Linked DNA regions of Homo sapiens: region 2 is linked to region 1. Evidence: read pairs that join two places in POLR2A ChIA-PET (ENCODE). Cell type or tissue: OCI-LY7. All regions are shown on one strand. Each heading gives the region's core, and the rest is flanking DNA. Links, peaks and the distances in the headings are about the cores only.

Region 1 (10,301 bases), core at 1,376-9,375:
CTGTCTGTCTGTCTGCCCACTCCCCCACCCACCACTGTGCGTTTCTGATTTCCAAATGTCTCCAACTCCCTCACGAGGTGGGGCTCAGGCTGGAGGAGGAGGGATTAAGATCCCCTTGCTCCACTAAGGCCCAAGCTCTTTCTCTCGGCACCTTTTAGACTTGAATGGGAGGCTGCTAACCCGCCCTCTCCAGTCCACCCCGGTAAAAGAGCTGTTCCCCACCCCCAGGGAGCTCCTGTCCCTGTCAGCCTTTGCTGTCCCCTGTCCCCAACGGAGACTCTGTCACCCCTGGGCTCCCCCTGCCATCGTGTGCTTCACGTGGCCCCATGCATGCCCGCCTCTCTGCATGGTCTCTTGGGAAAAGAGAGATGTGTCGCCTCCGCCAGTCCGACTGCCCTCCCCACCCCACCCCCGCCACCCCCCACATGTGACCACTGCAACGAAGACACTCCTTCTGTCCCCACCTGCTCCGAAGACAAACCAACCTCCGTTTCTTTTATAAACAGTCGGCTTTTTCTTAATAAGCCCTCACTGTACAGAACAGCCCGTTGATGGTTTATTTGGGGTCCCCCTCTCCCCCCAGCCCTTTTTTCTGTTGGTTTAGCACAAATACTTCCCTCCTCCGGCACCTCCAAACCTACCCCACAGTCAGTGTACTTGTTTTATATATATTTAATCTTATTCAATGGAAACCATGCTTTTGTCGTTTTATACTTTGCTAGGTAGACTTTATTACCCCCCCACTATGCCCTCATTTTTTTAAAAAAGGAAAAAAAAAAGAAACTGGGTTCCAGTCTTAATTCATTTTCCGTGCCAGGTTTTATTTCGTGTGTGTGTGAGTGTGTTCTGTTTTGTGTTTTGTTTTTTGTTGTTGTTTTTAGTTGTTTGGTTTTCTTTTCTTTCCCCCCTCCGGTCCCATACTTCACAGCACTCTGGTGCGGGAAGAAGCAGAAGCAAAAAAAATAAAAATAAAAAAATAAATAAAAATAAAAAAAATAAAAAAGGAAAAAAAAAAAAGAAGAAACAAGACATGCCACCTTTCCCCTCGCACTGTTGCTTTTCCTGATGGTTAATACTACTGTCACGTAGCTGTGTACAAAGAGATGTGAAATACTTTCAGGCAAAAATAAACTGTAAGTGACTCATCAATGTCTGGCCTTTGTGTGGTTTCTCGGCGCCCAGCGGGAGAAGGTCCAAGGAGGGGGCGAAGCCCAGGCGGGAAATCTGAGGCTCAAGACAGTGCCGGGATGCCCTCGCCACCTTCTGTGCGCACTTCCTGAGGACCAGGGCTCAGCATCCTGGCTGCTGTTGGCCACTGGGGCCGGAGCTGTCTTCGTTGCAGGGGGGCTGTTGTGTTCATTGCCAGACATTGAACAGCATCCTTGGCTTCTACCCAGCAGTAGCACCCCTTCCCCATTTATGACAACCAGAGTGTCTCCAGATGTTGCCACGTGTCCCGTGGGGGGATAGTTCGCTCCCCAGCTGAGACTCCGTGTCATAGACTGAGGTCAGTGCTGCTGTTCAGCAGGGCCTTACGAAAGCTGTAGCCCAGAGCTACTCCAAGGAATGTGCCTTCCATCCACCTAGGGGGTCTTGTGAAAACGCAGATACTGACGCCATAGCGCTAGGTGGTGCCTGGGAATCTGCATTCCTGACGAGTTTCCAGGTGATGCTGTGCTGCTGGTCAATGCCAGGTTCCTAGACCCACACTTCAGCTGCCTCCTCCCCCTAGATGTCTCCAAGAGGCAATCTTGACAAGTCCAAAAATAAATGCTTTATCTTGGCCAGGCACGGTGGCTCACTCCTGTAATCCCAATACTTTGGGAGGCCGAGGCGGGTGGATCACAAGGTCAAGAGATCGAGACCATCCTGGCCAACATGGTGAAACCCTGTCTCTACTAAAAATACAAAAATTAGCTGGGCGTGGTGGCGTGTGCCTGTAGTCCCAGCTATTCGGGAGGCTGAGGCAGGAGAATCGCTTAAACCCGGGAGGCAGAGGTTGCAGCAAGCCGAGATTGCGCCTCTGCACTCTAGCCTGGCGACAGAGCAGGACTCCGTCTCAAAAAAAAAAAAGTAAAGAAAAAATGCTTTATCTTCACCCCTCTTCCTAAACCAGTCACCCTTCAGGGTCCCCCAGCTCAGCAGGGGTATCCTTGTCCTCAGCCCAGGCATGTCCTGCCTCCACATGCTGACAGAAATCCAGGATGTCCACGAGCCAGTCCTCTGCCTCTCCACCATGGGCCCGGCCCGAAACCAGCTCTCCAGAGACTCTGTGTCTGGAGTTGCCCCCTGCCAGCCCCCACCGTCCCCACACCATCCAGCTCCCTCTGCTACCTGCCCCACCTCTCTCTATGCCCTGGTGGCCTCCTTCCAGAGGCCTCTGCCAGGTCTTTTTAAGACAGGTGAGAAGGCTGGGTGCGGTGGCTCATGCCTGTAACCCCAGCACTTTGGGAGCCCGAGGCGGGTACATCACCTGAGGTCAGGAGTTCGAGACCAGCCTGGCCAATGTAGTAAAACCCTATCTCTACTAAAAATACAAAAATTAGCCGGGTATAGTGGCCCACACCTGTAATCCCAGCTACTGAGGAGGCTGAGACATGAGAATCACTTGAACCTGGGAGGCGGAGGTTGCAGTGACCCGAGATCTCGCCATTACACTCCAGCTTGGGTGACAGAGTGAGACTTCATCTCAAAAAAAAAAAAAAAAAAATAGTGTCAGTCACTCAGCGGCGCCTTCCTCAGGTCACACGGAGAGCAGGCGCTATGGAAAAAGGACAGGAGGGCTCTTGACTGCGGGGGTGAGAGGCCTCACCAAGGACATCAAATGAACAGTCCAAAGAGCCCTTGGCTGCCTGAGCTCCCATCCTCAGGCCAGAGGACCAGCTAGTGGTATAGACGTGTGCATGCGCGAGCCAGACGCTTCAGCCTGCTCCATGTTGCCTTCTCCACCGGCGTAGGGCCTGGCTCACCACAGGTGTTCATTGCTCCAAGGGTTGGGGGAAGATGTAGCCGGGGGCCACTCTCAGCCTTCCTCCCTGCTCTGCCCCGCAGCAGCTGGGCTCCTCTGCCCACTGGGTGAAGCTGGAGAATGCAGGCTCCCCGCTGGAAGAAGTAGGGGGTGTCTTCCCTGGCATCCCAGCCGCTGTGCCCGTTGCTGGCAGGAGTTGCCTCCCTCCGTGGGCTGCTCACCAGGATTCCAGCTTTCGAGGTAACACAGCTCCCTGTCTCGCCCCTTCAGCCTTAGCCTGGGAACTGCCCCTCGCTGGTTCCTGGGTGCCTCAGCGTCCCTAACCCTGCCTGCACCTCTGCGATGCTCACACCTGGCCTGTGCCTCCTCCCAGCTGCACTGAGTTACACCACGTACTCCCCTCGCCCTTCAACCCAGGGGTGGTGATAGCTCCCCTGGTTACTGGTTACTGGTTCCTGGGTTCCCGGGTGCCTCTGCATCCCTTGCTAATTACCTAGCCTGGAGCCCCGCCCACCCTTCATAGCTAGCGCTTCTTTCCTTCTCTCCAGAATTCTCTTCTCTCTGAGGGGTCTCTGCGAGGACCTACCTCAATGACCATCCCCCACCTCCAAGTAAAACCAGCAACTGTTGGTGCCAGCCCCAAATGGGCCCAGTGAGAGTCCAACAGAGATCTAACCCCGTGCTGGGGACAGCGGTATTAATTCAGAATTTTTTTTTTTTTTTTTTTTTTTGAGACGGAGTCTCGCTCTGTCGCCCAGGCTGGAGGGCAGTGGCGCGATCTCGGCTCACTGCAAGCTCCACCTCCCGGGTTCACGCCATTCTCCCGCCTCAGCCTCCCGAGTAGCTGGGACTACAGGCGCCGCCACCACGCCCGGCTAATTTTTTGTATTTTTATTAGAGACGGGGTTTCACCGTGTTAGCCAGGATGGTCTCGATCTCCTGACCTGGTGATCCGCCTGCCTCGGCCTCCCAAAGTGCTGGGATTACAGGCATGAGCCACCGGGCCCGGCCTAATTCAGAAAATTTAAGGCAAATCCTGTCATTGGGAGCAGTGTGAAGCTCAACCAAGAGGGCAACAATTGGATTCTTACAAACAGCTCTGGGGCTGCCTGGCAATGCACATCTCCACGTTGCCCCACTTACAGCGCCTGCCTTAGAACGCGCTGTCTTCCGGTCTCTTACACTGCAGTGTGAATGGCGCTCCCCAGAGTTGTGCAGCATGAGAACCTGGTGAGCTGAGCTGTCATTTGTGACTGACAGGCTGCTCTAAAGCTAGCTAGACTTTGCTAGAAGCTCCCCCAGAGCACAATAAGAAAAAAGAGATCAGAGAATCTTGGAAAAGGGCTTGGCCTCATTCATTCATTCATCCATTCATGCATTCAGCAATTCATTATTGAGGACCTGCTTCCAACAGGTCCAGGGGGAGTGCTAGAAAACATGTGAGAAGAAGCAAAAGACCTACAGCTCAATAACAAAAAACCAAATAACCCAATTAAAAAATGGGCAAAGGTCTGTCAGAATTCGATAGAAATAAACATGGGCAAAGGGGCCAGGCGCGGTGGCTCATGCCAGTAATCCCAACACTTTGGGAGGCCGAGGCAGGCAGATCACAAGGTCAGGAGTTCAAGACAAGCCTGGCCAACATAGTGAAACACCACCTCTACTAAAAATACAAAAAATTAGCTCGGCGTAATGGTGAACGCCTGTAATACCAGCTACTCGGGAGGCTGAGCCAGGAGAATTGCTTGAACCGGGGAGGCAGAGGTTGCAGTGAGCTGAGATCGCGCCACTGCACTCCAGCCTGTGTGACAGAGCGAGATTCTGTCTAAAAAAAAAAAAAAAAAAAGTCACTAATCGTCAAGGAAATGCAAATGAAAACCACAATGAGATACCACCTGACACCTGTGAGGTGTGGCCATCATCAAAAACAAAAGAAAACAAAGGTTGGTGAGTGTGTGGAGAACAGGGGAACCCTGGTACGTTGTTGGTGAGAATGGAAATTGGTGGATAGCCACTGTGGAAAACAGCAGGGAGCTTCCTCAAAAAATGAAAAACAGAACTACCATATATGATCCAGCAATCGCACTTCTGGGAACATATCCAAAGGAATTGAAATCAGGATCTAGAGAAGAGATCTGCACTGTCATGTTCACTGCAGGACTGTCCACAACTGTCAAGATACAGAATCGGCCCAATTGTCCCTCAGCAGATGAATGGATAAAGAAAATGTGATATATACACACAATGGAACACCATTCCAAAGTGGTGTCCTTTACGCCTTTACAAAGAAGGGAATCCTGCTCTTTGCAGCATCGTGGAGGAACTGGAGGGCATGTGTGCTAAGTGAAATAAACCAGGCACAGGAGGACAGATACTGCATAATACCACTTCTATGAGGAATCTAAAATAATCAAACTCATAGAAACAGAAAGTGGAATGGTGGTTGCCAAGGGCTGAAGGGAGGGGGAAGTGGGGAGGTATTGGTCAAAGGGAACGAAGTTTCAGGTATGCAAGATGGAAAAACCCTTGAGAAGTACCATACGCATAATGACCATAGTTAACAATATTACAGTATATACTTAAGATTTGCTAAGCATGGAGATGTTATTATCACACACAATCGTAATAACAAATAACTGGGGCGGGAGGAAACTTTTGAAGGAGATGGAAAGGTTTATGGCATAGACTATGATGTTATCCCCAGGAGCAATTTGGGGAGGTTCAGACTCTTGGAGCCAGACGCTGCATGACCCCTAAACTGAAATTTCTAATCTTGTAGCTAATTTGTTAGTCCTGCAAAGGCAGTCTGGTCCCCAGGCAAGAAGGAGGTCTTTTCAGGAAAGGGCTGTTACCAATTTTGTTTCAGAGTCAAGCCATGAACTGAATTCCTTCCCAAAGTTAGTTTGACTTACGTTCAGGAATGAACAAGGACAACTTAAAGGTTAGAAGCAAGATAGAGTCGGTTAGGTCTGATTTCTTTCACTGCCATCATTTCTCCTGTTAAAATTTTGCAAAGGCAGTTTCAGTATGGTTTCACGGGTGTATGCTCATCCCCACACTCACCGAGTTGTATGTGTTAAATATGTACGGCTTCTTGTATGTAACCACCCAACAGGTTCACCACGCCCACTGCCTAGACAGGGCCAATTGATCAAGATAGGGCCAATTGATCAAGACAGGGGAAATGCAATGGAGAAAGAGTAATTTACACAGAGCCAGCTGTGCGGGAGCCCAGAGTTTCATTTTTATTCAAATCAGTCTCCCTGAATATTTGGGAATCAGAGTTTTTAAAGATAATTTGGCGAGTGGGGGCTTGGGAAGTGGGGAGGGCTGATTGGTGGGGCTGGAGATGGAATCACAGGGGGTTGAAGTGAGGTTTTCTTGCTGTTTTCTGTCCCTGGGTGGGATGGCAGAACTGGTTGAGCCAGATTACCTGTCTGGGTGGTGTCAGCTGATCCATGAGTGCAGGGTCTGCAACATATCTCAAGCACTGATCTTAGGTTTTACGATAGTGATGTTATGCCCAGGAGCAATCTGGGGAAGGTTCATACTCTTGGAGCCAGAGGCTGCATGATCCCTAAACTGAAATTTTTTTTTTTTTTTTTTTTTTGTGAGACGGAGATTTACTCTTGTTTCCCAGGCTGGAGTGCAATGGCACAATCTCGGCTCACCACATCCTCCACCTCCCAGGTTCAAGCGATTCTCCTGCCTCAGCCTCCCGAGTAGCTGGGATTAAAGGCATGTGCCACCATGCCCGGCTAATTTTGTATTTTTAGTAAAGGCGGGGTTTCACCGTGTTGCCCAGGCTGATCTCGAACTCCTGACCTTCCTGACCTCAGGTGATCCGCCCGCCTCGACCTCCCAAAGTGCTGGGATTACAGGCATGAGCCACTGTGCCTGGCCCTAAACTGTAATTTCTAACCTTGTAGCTAATTTGTTAGTCCTGCAAAGGCAGTCTGGTCCCCAGGCAAGAAGGGGGTCTTTCTGGGAAAGGGCTCTTATCAATTTTGTTTCAGAGTCAAACCATGAACTGAATTCCTTCCTAAAGTTAGTTCGGCCTACACCCAGGAATGAGCAAGGACAGCTTAAAGGTTAGAAGCAAGATTGATTTGGTTAGGTCTGATTTCTTTCACTGCCGTCATTTTTCCTGTTATAATTTTGCAAAGGCTGTTTCAGCATGGTTTCACGGCTGTATACTCATCTCCGTAATCATCAAGTTGTAAGCGTTAAATATGCATGGCTTCCTCTGTGTTAATTAGACCACAATAAAGTGGTTTAGAGAAAGAAGAAACAGCAGCAAGAGACATGGCCCTTGTCCTCCAGGGGCTCAGCACCCAAGCATGCTGGCAAGGAGTCAGTCACATACTGCATGGCAAATGCCATGACAGGACACTAAGGCAGGCACAGATGGTGGGCAGTGAACCCAGGCCTATGGGCATCACGGGAGACTTCCTGGAGGAGGTGGTATTGTTGAGAATGAAGAATGAAAATGTTTGCTGAGTCACCAGAGGGGAAAAGGGAGTGTGCAAAGACTTGGCAACAGACCAGAGCCGGATATAGGCTGGGAACGGCCAGTGGGAAGTGTGATGGGCTTGGGGGTGTACGGTTGTCAGGGTTGAATTGTATCCCCCAGAAAAGAGACATTGAAGTCCTAAACTGCAGTTCCTCAGAATGCGACTTTATTTGGGAATAGGGTTTTTACAGAGGTGATCAAATTAAAGTGAGATCATTAGGGTGAGCACAAGTTTAATATGACTGATACCCATTTGAGAAGGAGAAATTTATTTATTTATTTATTTTTATTTTTATTTTTATTTTTTTGGAGTCTTGCTCTGTCGCCCAGGCTGGAGTGCAGTGGCATGATCTCAGCTCACTGCAACCTCTGCCTCCCAGGTTCAAGTGATTCTCCTGCTTCAGTCTCCCGAGTAGCTGCAATTACATGCGTGTACCATCATGGCGGGCTAATTATTTTTTTGTATTTTTAGTAGAGACGGGGTTTCACCATGTTAGCCAGGCAGTCTCGAACTCCTGGCCTCAGGTGATCCACCTGCCTTGGCCTTCCAAAGTGCTGGGATTACAGGCGTGAGCCATCATGCACAGCTGGAAGGAGAAATTTGGACACAGAGATATGCATAGAGGGAAGTCAGAGTGAAAGGACAGAGACAGGAAGAGGCCACATGAGGATGAAGACAGAGCCTGGAGTGGTACAGCTGCAAGCCAAAGATGGCCAGTGAACACCAGAAGCCAGGAGGGAGGACGTGGCAGCTTCCCCTTCGCAGCCCTCAGAAAGACACCAAGACTGCGATTTCCAGCTGCCAGACTGTGAGAGGATGAAGGTGAATCTCTTATTTTAAGGCATCTTCTTTTGGATACTTTGTTACTAAGTACTTAGTTACAGAATATATCAGTTGTAGCAACTTATCGCAAACTGGGTGGCCTAAAACAATAGAAACTTGTTCTCTAGCAGTTTGGAGAAGCCTAAAATCAAGTTGTAGACAGAGCTGTGCTTCCTCTGAAAGCACGGGGGAGGACACATGCCCTGCCCCTGCAGCTTCCGGTGGCTCTGGGTGCTCCTTAGCTTGTGGCTACAGCGCTAGCCTCCACCTCCATCTTCGCATGGCCTCGTCACCTGTCTGTTCTCTCCCTTCTTATAAGGACACATGCCACTGGACTTAATAGCCAAAAAGTGGAAGCAAACCAGGGCTCACCTGGATGATCCGGGATGACTTTGTCTTGAGATCCTTTATCACAGCTGCAATCTTTGCAGTTCCAGTCTCGTCTCGTCTCGTCTCGTCTCGTCTCGTCCCGTCTCGTCTCGTCTCGTCCCGTCCCGTCCCGTCTCCTCCCCTCTCCTCTCCTCCCCTCCCCTCCCCTCCCCTCCCTTCCCCTCCCTTCCCCTCCCTTCCCCTCCCTTCCCCTCTCTTCCCTTCCCCTCCTCTCTTTCTGGGTCTGGCTCTGCCACCCAGGCTACAGTATAGTGGCACAGTCATGACTCACTGCAGCCTCAATCTCCCATGCTCAAGTAATCTTCCTGCCTCAATCTCACGAGTAGCTGGGACTACAGGCGTGCACTACCATGTCCAGCTAATTTTTAAAAATGTTTTGTAGAGATGGGGTCTCACTGTGTTGCCCAGTCTCATCTTGAACTCCTGGGCTCAAGTGATCCTCCCACCTCAGCCTCCTTAAGTTTTGAGATTACAGGCATGAGCCACCACACCAGGCCCCAAAGACTGTTTTTCCAAATAAGGTCACATTCACGGGTTCCGCGTGGATGTATGTCTGGGGGCCATCATGCAGCACACTGTGAGAGGAAGGTGGAGGTGAGACCAGCCAAAACCTAATGAATCATATTTAGGAGTCTGGGATTTGTCCTGAGAGGTATGTGCAATTGTAAAAAAAAAAAAGGTTGCAATTATTTTACTGATTTTTAAAACAAAACACTTATATAGCACTGTCTGTGCACCAGGCACAGTAGGAAGGGTTTTATAGGACTACACTGATGTACTATTCCTAGCATGCCTACAAGGCAGGCGCTTATATGACCCCTTATTGATGGGGAAGTGGAAGCCAGGAAAGTCTGGATCTCTTGGTCAAGGTCCCACAGTAAGCAGGGCACAGAGCCAAGGTTATAAGCCAGGCACTATAGGAAGATCCCTCCACTGTTGGTAAATGGATGGGTGTGGGTCTGGGACTTGGACCCTGTGGAGAAAATAGACAGATTCAAGGGAAGCTCAGGCTTAAAATAGCAGCACATGGTGGTTGGTACGGAGGGAGGGTGCACATGGAGTCAAGGGTGACTTTCAGTTTCCTTGGCTTATTTCCTAAGACAGGCTGCAAGGGCCTAGAATTAACACCTCTGCCCAGGCAGCAGCCCTCAACCAATGACAGATGGGAGGTGGTGTATCAATACCCCGGCTCCCTCACTCCTCATGGGAAGTGGAGAGTTCTGAGGCCCATGTTCTCCTCTGGCTCCCAGGGTCCCTCCCTGGGATTAATCTCCAGCTGCCCTCAGTGCTCACGGGCTTGTTAGGATTTCCTTCCCTTCTCCACCTCATTTTCCATTGTCCCATTGGTATTTCCTGGGACCAACTCTCAAATGAAAATCTTTATCTCAGTGTCTGCTTCTAGGGAAGTCCAGACTAAGACAGTGACTAACTATGTTAGAAGACAGAGGAATAGGTTGAAGGGGCAGCCCTTCCCAAGGCAGGCCAGGAAGACTCTACCAGGAAAACTGCACAGTCACCAGGTATACCTTCCTGGACCATCAGTGACAGAGGGGCCTCCTGGCCAACCTGGTAGGTGTCTGCCATTGGGAGCCTGAGAACCAGTTTGC
Region 2 (10,301 bases), core at 861-8,860, 300 kb before region 1:
TGGTCTCAATCTCCTGACCTCGTGATCCCCCCACCTCGGCTTTCCAAAGTGCTGGGATGACAGGTGTGAGCCACCGCGCCCAGCCAAAATATATATATATATAGATATATATATTATGTATATGGGTCATGTCCGGCCCCCATCCTGCCAAAATATAATATTTTTCCAAAATATATATAGAAAATATTGCTCTGTTACTGTCACCCAGGCTGCAGTGCAGTGGCACGATCACAGCTCTCGTTGTAACCTCAGACTGCGAGGCTCAAGTAATTGTCCTGCCTCAGCCTCCCAAGTAGCTGGGATTACAGGCACGTGACACCATACGCAGCTAATATTTGTATTTTTCACAGAGATGGGTCCTTGCTATGTTGCCCAGGCTGGTCTCAAACTCCTGGCCTCAAGCCATCCTCCCACCTTGGCCTCCCAAAGTGCTGGGATTATAGGCGTGAGCCACCGTACCTGGTCAAAACTAATATTTTGAATGTTTCTTTCTGTCTTGAAGTTGAATTCCCTGGTATATAATTTAGCTATACATGTGATTTCAGATACATCAATATCATGCCTATTTACAATATAAAGGAGGATTAAAAAGAAATTAATTTGACATAAAATTGTATGTGGGGACATTAGAACCCCCTCTACCCCAGAGACATAAAGAAGTAGTAAGCCACTTGCTCCTGCTCAGGAATCCCCAGGAAGGCTGCAGCCACAGCACAGATGGCCACAGGTGTGCCTGTGGGTGACTCAAACATCACAGGCTGGCAGGCTCTCAGTGACGTGATTTTCCAAAATGGTGAGCAACTCTTGGTTAACGTCCAAATGAAACAAAGAACAACCTTACCTCCATTTACGCTGTGGTTGTGCTCCTGGGAAATGCAGGGACAATGAAAACTGAGCAGGAAAAAACGGCCTTTTTATGTAAAGTGAAGTTAGATTCCAGACACAGATAATTTCAAGCAGGGTTTTCGCCTACGTGAATGTCCTGAGAGACGGCAGCCCATCCTGGGGGCCGAGGGCCCATTCTTGTCATCAGGGACTGTCTGTCTAGCTTTCCTGCCCACTGCCACCACCAAATGCCAGTGCTTCCCACACTCACACGTTATGGAGACAAATTTCCAACCCCAGTAGGGACAACCCTGTTTCCAGGAGAGCAACCTGGCTAGTGGGTCAGGTCCTGCCCCCACCCTGCCAGGTCTTCCTTCACATGTTCTTTTCTTTCTTTCTTTCTTTCTTTCTTTCTTTCTTTCTTTCTTTCTTTCTTTCATTCTTTTTTCTTTCTTTCTTCCTTCCTTCCTTCCTTTCTTTCTTTCCTACCTTCCTTCCTTCCTTTCTTCCTTCCCTCCCTCCCTCCCTCCCTCCTTCCTTCCTTCCTTCTCTCTCTCCCCTTCTCTCTTTCTCTCTCTCTCTTTTTCTTTCTTTCTTGAGTTTCACTCTGGTTGCTCAGGCTGGAGTGCATGGCACGATCTCAGCTCACTGTAACCTCTGCCTCCTGGGTTCAAGCAATTCTCATGCCTCAGCTTCCCCAGTAGCTGGGATTACAGGTGTGTGCCGCCACCCCTGGCTAATGTTTGTATTTTTAGTAGAGACGGGGTTTCACCACATTGGCCAGGCTGGTTTTGAACTCCTGACCTCAGCTGATCCATCCATCTCGGCCTCCCAAAGTGCTGGGATTACAGGCATGAGCCACCACACCCAGCCAATTTTTTGTATTTTTAGTAGAGACGGGGTTTCACCATGTTGCCCAGGCTGGTCTTGAACTCCTGAGCTCAGGTGATCCATCCGCCTCGGCCTCCCAGAGTGCTGGGATTACAGGCGTGAGCCATGGTGCCTGGACCCTTCCTCTCCTTTTCATCTAGGAGGCTTCTCTTTCTTCAAGTCTCCATGCATTATTCATTTTTCCAGAAAACCCACCCTGACTCCTGCAGGCTGGGGAAACATCCCTTCCTGCCACCACGGCCCTATTCACCCTACTTCCAGAACCCGAGAACCTGGTTACCCTGTGCATCTTTGTACTCACACCTACCCTGGGAAGCCAGGAGCCTTGACCCTTCACCATCAACCCCCACTTCAGCCTCAGTGCCTGGTATTCAGTAGGTGCTCAATAAATGTCGAATACATGAATCCTAGCAGTGGCTCCACTTCCCGTGCTGGGCTCACTCACAGGCATCCCAGAAAGTAGGACTATTCTTAGTCCCATTTTTCAGGTGGGGAAACTGAGGCTCAGAGAGGTCAGGTGACATGCCCAAGGTCACAGAGGGGACACAGATACCAATGTAGCACTTCAAATTCTCTAGAGAGTCTGCGACTGCCCCGCTCAACACCCCCAGCAACTTTCCTTAAAAGACTCAAACCCCACACCTTCCCCCAACACCACCACCGGCGTCTTCAATCATCCAGCCCTTTTGGATGTACAGCCCCCGGGCTTCTGCAGACCTGCTCCCTGATTCCTGAGCACAGCCGCCTCCCTGACTTTACCTCTCCTTCCCCCATTGTCTCTACCTTACCTGTCCTGCAAGGCCTATCTCAGTGCAACTCTTCCCCCACCATCGAAAACCGCTCTCCCCATCCCAGTCTCCTCTGTGAGCTGTGATGTTTGAACCTGTTTCCCAGCCTTTGACATCAGCATCTCCCAGGCGGGGCTCAGGCTTTCCTCACTCCTGACTGCCTCCCTAGGGCACCCAGCTTAGGGCCTGGCCTGTAGCCCACGATCACATGCCCAATCCCCCGACATTTGCTGAGCTCCGTGTGAGCCGAGCAACTACAGATGCATAGAAGGGAACAGAGCAGGTGCGTGCACAGATGCGTGTGGGCCACCCTCCTCTTCTGCACCTCGCCATTGCTGCCAAGGCTATGGGCACCTGGCACGGCTGGAGGCCAGAAGAGACTCCATGTCCAGTGGCCACCACCGAGCTGGCCCTGGTCCAGCTCACCCAGGACAGGATCTGGCTCTATTGACTTCAGCTCCTTTCTAGTCCCAAGCAGATCTGGAGTCACCCTGCATTGGTTGCCACAGACGAGGAACAAGAGGGGGTATTGGGAGAAGCAGGGGGCCCAGGCATCTCCTTCCTGGGTCACTCAATGTCTACAAGCCACACTTTAGCCTCTCTGAGCCTCAGTTTCCCACCTGTAAACTGAATGTTTGGAAGGAGATGATCTTCAAGGTCTTCTGGGATTTTGATACTTTAAGATTCATCCAACAACTGTGTTTTTGAGCACTTTTGTGCCTCAAAGGCGAGATGCCTTTGGGGATGATAGAAACCAGTCCAATCTCAGATTACAACCTCTCACTTCCTGTCCTCCATTTCCATTTAAGTTTTCTCCTTAGTATTTAGCAACACTTAATATACTTGTGATTTCATCTCTTCGATTTGATGTGTGTCTCTGTGAGCTCTAACCCAACACATAGAGCAGGGCTTGGCACATAGTAGGCTCTCAGTAAATATTTGTTGAGTGAATGAATAAAAAAAGAACTGTTTTTTGGATCAAATGAGCTCCATGACATCCGGTGTCTTTATCAAACCTCAACAAGATTCCGAGAACAATCACAATAAAAACAATCTCTTGGGCCAGGCACAGTGGCTCACACCTGTAATTCCAGCACTTTGGGAGGCCAAGACAGGAAGATTGTGTGAGCCCAGCAGTTCAAGAACAGCCTGAGCAACACAGTGAGACCCTGTCTTTACAAAAACAAACAAACAACAGCAACAAAATTAGCCAGTCGTGGTGGCACGCACCTGTAGTCCCAGCTACTCAGGAGACTAAGCCGGGAGGATCACTTGAACCACCGCACTCCAGCCTGGGCAACAGAGTGAGATCTCAACTCTTAAAGAACCAAACAAACAAGAATAATCCTTTGAGGCCGGGCATGGTGGCTCACGCCTGTAATTCCAGCACTTTGGGAGGCCAAGGCAGGTGGATCACTTGAGGTCAGGAGTTCGAAACCAGCATGGCCAACATGGTGAAACCCCGTCTCTACTAAAAATACAAAAATTAGCCGGGCGTGGTGGCGTGCACCTGTAATCCCAGCTACTCGGGAGGCTGAGGCAGAAGAATCACTTGAACCCAGGAGTCAGAAGTTGCCATTAGCCAAGATCACACCATTGCACTCCAGCCTGGGCAACAGAGCGAGACTGTCTCAAAAAAAATAAAAATAAAAATATTTTGGGAGTGGGTTGCAATTAATAAGACATTCCCATCACCTCTTTTGAGCTTCCGAGCACCTGCTCGAGGTTGTAGGCAGACCACAGTAGTGCTGCCTTTTAGAGGGGAGAGCATGCAGATGGTGAGTGGCTGGCTAGGGCTCTGCAGGTGGCCAGGAGGATGTTCACATTCTTCAGCTGCCACTATGCTGCCCTCCCAGCCACAGCCAGTAACTCCTTGGATATTCTATACCTCCTTTCCCCCATATTTCTTTGCCTATGCATGTGCGGTTCGCTTTGCCTAGAAAAGCCTTTCCTCTGCCCCTTCCTCTCTGCCGGGTCCATCCCTGTTCTTCCTTCCAGACCCAGCAGATTGTGGCACAGGCTGAAAGCAAACCAAGTTCAGGGTCAGTGCTGGTGCCTGTGGCAGGCGTGGAGGATGCAGGCTCCATCCCCACCCCCACCCCGGCAGGCAGGCGTGCGTGATCCCTGCCAAAATCCCAACTGCTGCTGGAAAGTTCCTGGGAATTCCTGTGTACCAGCTTTTTTTTGTGTGCTAAACACAAAAGCCTCTTTTTGGTCATTGCACATCAAAGCATTTTTTAACATGAGATTCCCCTAGCTCTTGGTAGGCGAATCTGCTGTCCCACCATTATTTTTTATGTTTGATTTTTAATTTGTAAAAATTTGTGGGTTTTTCTTTTCTTTTTTTTTTTTTTTGAGATGGAGTCTCCCTCTGTCGCCCAGGCTGGGGTGCAGTGGCAGGATCTCAGCTCATTGCAACCTCCCTCTCCCAGGTTCAAGCGATTCTCCTGCATCAGCCTGCTGAGTAACTGGGGCTACAGGCGCGTGCCACCACACTCGGCTAATTTTTGTATTTTTGGTAGAGACAGGGTTTCTCCATGTTGGCCAGGCTGGTCTTGAGCTCTTGACCTCAGGTGATCCACACACCTCAGCCTTCCAAAGTGCTGGGATTACAGGCATGAGCGACTGTGCCTGGCGTCATTGTTTTTAGTAGCACTCACTGTATGGAAGAATAAGTTTTTTATTTAAACATTCTTCTCTTGATGGAATTCAGGTTGCTTCCAATCATTTACTATTTCCACCAGTGCAGCCAAGACCATTTTGCAAATGATATCTTTGTCCACATGCAGAAGCCTAGGATTCCTAGCTTTCCTTCCATGCTTTTTAAAAGAAAGTATAATGGGATGTAAAACTAGTTTTATTTTATTTATTATTATTATTATTATTGTTATTATTATTATTGAGGCAAAGTGGTCTCTCCTGTTGCCCAGGCTGGAGTGCAGTGGCACGATCACGGCTCACTGCGATCCTCCTGCCTCAGCCTCCAGGGTGCACCTGCTACCACAGGTGTGTGCAACCACACTGGCTAATTTTAAAGTTTTTTTGTAGAGATGAGGTCTCACTACATTGCTCAGGCTGGTCTCAAACTTCTGAGTTCAAACAATCCTCCTGCCTTAGCCTCCCAAGGTGCTGGAAGGTGAGGGCCACTGGGCCCAGCCACTACTTATAACTTCTAAAAACCTTCCTTTATTCCCACAACACCTCCCATTCAGCGTAATCTGTTCCAGCCTTGCCCTCAATCAGAAGCATTTTACAAAGTTGCAGGCACCCAAGGCATGCATCATTCTTTTTCTGTTCCATAAGATACTGCTTCTATCCTAAGAGTGTTCCATGTGGCTACACAGTCATCAAAGTGACATTTTCATAGCTGTGTAATCATGGAGGCAGAGGGCTCATGCTGTATGGAGCCATTGACCTACCTGGGCTCTTAACATTTCTTTTCTCTTCCAGATAGTGCTGCAGAGAACATTTTCTTTCCAAATAGCTTTTTTTTTTTTTTTTTTTTTTGAGACAGAGTCTTGCCGTGTTGCCCAGGCTGGAGTGCAGTGGCACCATCTTGGCTCAGTGCAGCCTCTACCTCCTGGGCTCAGGTGATCCTCCTGCCTCAGCCTCCCGAGTAGCTGGGATGATAGGCACACACTACCATGACTGGCTAATTTTTATATATATATATATAATTTTTTTTTTGAGACTGAGTCTCGCTCTGTCACCCAGGCTGCAGTGCAGTAGAACAATCTCAGTTCACTGCAACCTCCGCTTCCTGGAGGTTCTTCTGCCTCAGCCTCCCAAGTAGCTGGGACTACCGGCACCCACCACCACACCCGGCTAATTTTTGTATTTTTAGTAGAGACGGGGTTTCACCATATTGGCCAGGCTGGTCTCAAACTCCTGACCTTGTGATCCGCCCGCCTTGGCCTCCCAAAGTGCTGAGATTACAGGTGTGAGCCACCGCGCCCAGCCAATTTTTTTTATATTTTTAGTGGAGATGGGGTTTCACCATGTTGGCCAGGCTGGTCTCGAACTCCTAACCTCAAGTCATCCGCCTGCCTCAGCCTCCCAAAGTGCTGGGATTGCAGGTGTGAGCCATCACGCCTGGCCTCTGATAGCTTTTTGACAAGAAAGAAAAGGATAATTTCATTAGAATAGGTGTCCAAGCATACTCTTATTCAGTCAAAGAGTATGAACAATTTCACAGCATTAATACGAGTTGCCAAATTGCTTTTCCAAGGAGACAGTCAGCTCGATACTGACACAGGGTCCGCCTGGTCCTGCCTCACTCACCAGTCCTGACCAGCACTGAGCATCAGCTACTTTCATCAAAAATAACACACTGGGGGCTTCCTTGAGGTGGCGCATGGTCTTTGATTTGTCTGTCTTCCCCTCCTAGGCCACTACAAAACCCAATGGCCTGGCTTTCAACCCTTACTCAGCAAATTAGCCTCGGTCCAATCCCTTTACCTCCCTAACCTTGTTTCCTCATCTGGAAAATGCAGAGTGACCAATTGTCCCTGTTTTCTCAGCTTAAGGGGGTCCCCAGGATGTGGGACTTTCTGTGCTAAAACCAGGCAAGACCCAGGCAAATCAGAACAAGCTGGTCTTCCTAGTAAAAGGCAAATAATGCTGCCTCTGCCCAGAGACTTGCTGTGCGTGGTAAATGAGCCGACTGGATTAAAGGGCAGCTGCACAGACTCTGGGCCCCCTACTTTGTACCCACGGCTGCTAAACACAAGTGGCAAATCAGAGGCTGCCAAATGCCAGGGACCCGGATGCCCCACACATGGACACCATGTGAGCCCTTCATCACACAGCTTCCTCGTGCCTGGCATCAGGCTGGCACATGGTAGGTGCTCACTAAACAGACGCTGAGTGAATTAAAGGATGGTTCAGCTCCTGCTTGCATGTAAATTTCATCGTCCAGTTCCACTGCATCTTCTTGGCCTTGGGTGTTATTCAAAACATTGCAAATAGATGTGGGAGGCAGAGGCAGGCAGACGGCTTGAGCTTAGGAGTTCGAGACCAGTCTAGGCAATATGGTGAAACCCCATCTCTACTGAAAATACAAAAAATTAGCCAGGTCTGGTGGTGCATGCCTGTAGTCCCAGCTACTTGGGAGGCTGAGGCAGGAGAGTCGCTTGGACCTGGGAGGTGGAGGTTGCAGTGAGCTGAGATTGCGCTGCTGCACTCCAGTCTGGGCAGCAGAGTGAGACTGTCTCAAAAAAAAATAAACAGGAAAAAAAAAGAAAGAAATTACAAATAGAATAAAATGGTGCTTAAATCTCAGTTTCATTGCTAGTCTACTGCCTCATTGCTGGGCACTCACAAATGGTCTGTCTCTGAGACCATCACGGGGGATCCCCTGGCCAACCTCCTTCTGCCTGGTCTCATACCCACACCCCAGCCTCCTGGCCTCTGACGGTGACTTGCTCCATAGAGCAAGTGCAGTTTTTCCAGGGCTTGCCTCTTTCTTGGCTTTCTGAGCTGACAGCTCAGGCAGGGACCCTCAGAGCCCACTTCAGCTCCCGAGAAGCAACCCTGCCCTGGTTCTCCTGGTATACGTGGGGGTGGGGATCCTGGCCACGCTCATTGAATGATTTCCCATGAGTTTGTTTATTCTTTGCATTTCCTCATGGGCCTTCAGGGTCTGCAGGTTCCGGGATTTGCATGTCTTGTTCAGTGGAAATGCCTGGTTGTCTTGCTGTCGGCTTCTTTCTTTGGTGTGTTTTTGTTCTTTTCTATTACCATGATGCGAAAGAGGGATCTGAATTGTCTGCTTCTTTACGGAAAAAAAAAAAGTGCGGCGAGAAAATTGCTTTGTTGTGTTGTTCTTTTTGAAGTGTGTGTGTGTGTGTGTGTGTGTGTGTGTGTGTGCTTGCAAACGTGAGTAGACTGCTGCTTTCTGAAACTCACCTTATGTGTGGAAAAACACATTGTTTGGAGAGGAGAAGGCAGTGGTATGTTCCTAGAGAGGGATCTTGAATTGAGAAGCATTTCCTGGCCCAGCACAGTTGCTTATGCCTGTCATCTCAGCATTTTGGGAGACCCAGGCAGGAGGGTTGTTTGAACCCAGGAGTCTAGGTACTTGGGTCGGGGGGAGGGAGGGCGGGGGGGAGGCAGGGAAGTGGCGGGGTGGGGGTGGGGGGCGGGAAAGTGGTGGGGGAGTGTCAAGGCTGCAGTAAGCTGTGATCACATCACTACACTCCAGCCTGGGCAACAGAGCAAAACCCTGGATTCTTGGATGCAATTGTGCATGGGGCTAAGCCCTGCCCCAACTCAGTAAGCACTGAAATAGTATTTGTTAATCAAATGAATTCTATCTAATTCTTTTCAATCCTTTCCAAGAAACACAACATTATAGAATACAGCGGAAACCCCTGATTTCAAGGGGTTCTTTTACATCCAGGTTTTCTCTCTCAAGGGACGTGTCACCACTCTCCAGATAAAACCTGGTATTTCTCTTCCCGTGCATGTTTTTGTTTGTTTAAATTATTCATTTATTTATTTTTATTATACTTTACGTTCTGAGGTACCTGTGCAGAACGTGCAGGTTTGTTACATAGGTATACACGTGCCATGGTGGTTTGCTGCACGCATCAACCTGTCATCTACGTTAGGTATTTCTCCTATTGCTATCCCTCCCCTAGCCCCCGACCCCCCGATAGGCCCCGGTGTGTGATGTTCCCCTCCCTGTGTGCGTGTTTTTATATTGTTAATACTCGCTCATGTTTGCAGTAACCAGATGGAGCATTATGTAAGTGGTATCATCCTGCCTGGGTCACCCTGCCTGTTGCCTCTGTGGGTCACTTCCACTGTCCTAGGGTATTCCATGGGGTGGGTTGGACCATAATTAACGAGTCATTCATTGGGAGATGGCTGTGTTGGTTTCCCAGGGCAACCGTAACAGACTACCACACACTGGGTGGCCCGAGCAACAACGGCGTGCTGCCTTGCAGTTCCGGAGGCTGAAGACTGCAGTCAGGTGCCGGCAGCACTGCTTCTTTCTGCGGGCAGCGAGAGAGGATCTGTTTCACGCCTCCCCTGGGTTCCAGTAGGTAGCCTCAGCCATTCCCTGGCCTGGAAATGGCATCCCCCCTGAGCCTGTCAGTCGTTTCCTTCTATGCATTTCTGTCTCTGTGTCCAAAATTTCCCTTTTCATAAGGACACCAGGCATATTGAATTGGGGCCTATCCTAATGACTCAACTTGATCACCTCCAAATACCCTATTGCCTATTTTTTTTTTATTATTTTTTTTTGAGACACAGTTTCACTCTGTTGCCCAGGCTGGAGTGCGGTGGTGCCATCTCAGCTCACTGCAACTTCCGCCTCCCGGGTTCAAGCAATTCTCATACTTCAGCCTTCTGAGTAGCTGGAATTACAGGCATCCGCCACCAAGCTGGGCTAATTTTTTTTTTTTTTTTTTTTTTGAGACGGAATCTCCCTCTGTCACCCAAGCTGGAGTGCTGTGGTGGGATCTCAACTCACCGCAGCCTCCACCTCCTGGGTTCCAGCAATTCTCCTGCCTCAGCCTCCTGGGTAGCTGGGATTATAGGCACGCACCACCACACTTGGCTAATTTTTTAATTTTTTTAATAGAGGTGGGGTTTCACCACCTAGCACTGTATGTTTCTCGAACTCCTGACCTCAGGTGATCTGCCTGCCTCGGTCTCCCAAAGTGCTGGGATTACAGGCATGAGCCACTGCGTCCAGCCCCCTGTTTCCAAATAAGATCACATTCACAGATACTCTGCTTAGGATTTCCACATCTTTAGTGGGGAGGACACCATTCAACCCATAACAAT

Evidence for each region. ChIA-PET counts read pairs that join two places held together with the same protein. Peaks named below come from ENCODE experiments on the same cell type or tissue, not always from the same donor. Only the 100,000 strongest peaks of a DNase experiment are listed, where the experiment ranks them.
Region 2: POLR2A ChIA-PET joins it to region 1 with 20 read pairs; 7 of 35 experiments call an interaction of 5 or more read pairs at or near these places.

The regions. Positions count from the first base shown.
Region 1 is chr16:81,710,614-81,720,914 of GRCh38, forward strand. CMIP (c-Maf inducing protein) reads left to right here. Exons shown (of 21, transcript NM_198390.3): 21 at 1-1,149. Among named protein-coding and RNA genes, the nearest start is that of PLCG2, 64 kb to the right of the region's middle. RefSeq lists enhancers at 926-1,608, 2,291-2,972, 2,973-3,653, 7,075-7,154, 7,175-7,374 and 2 more and a silencer at 6,527-6,750. In OCI-LY7, for the core only: a CTCF peak has its summit at 2,751; DNase peaks (open chromatin) are centred at 4,868 and 5,408; H3K4me3 peaks cover 1,838 bases; H3K27ac peaks cover 1,323 bases.
Region 2 is chr16:81,406,524-81,416,824 of GRCh38, forward strand. No RefSeq gene overlaps it. Among named protein-coding and RNA genes, the nearest start is that of MIR4720, 27 kb to the left of the region's middle. In OCI-LY7, for the core only: no CTCF peak of the experiment used is centred there; DNase peaks (open chromatin) are centred at 4,278 and 5,528.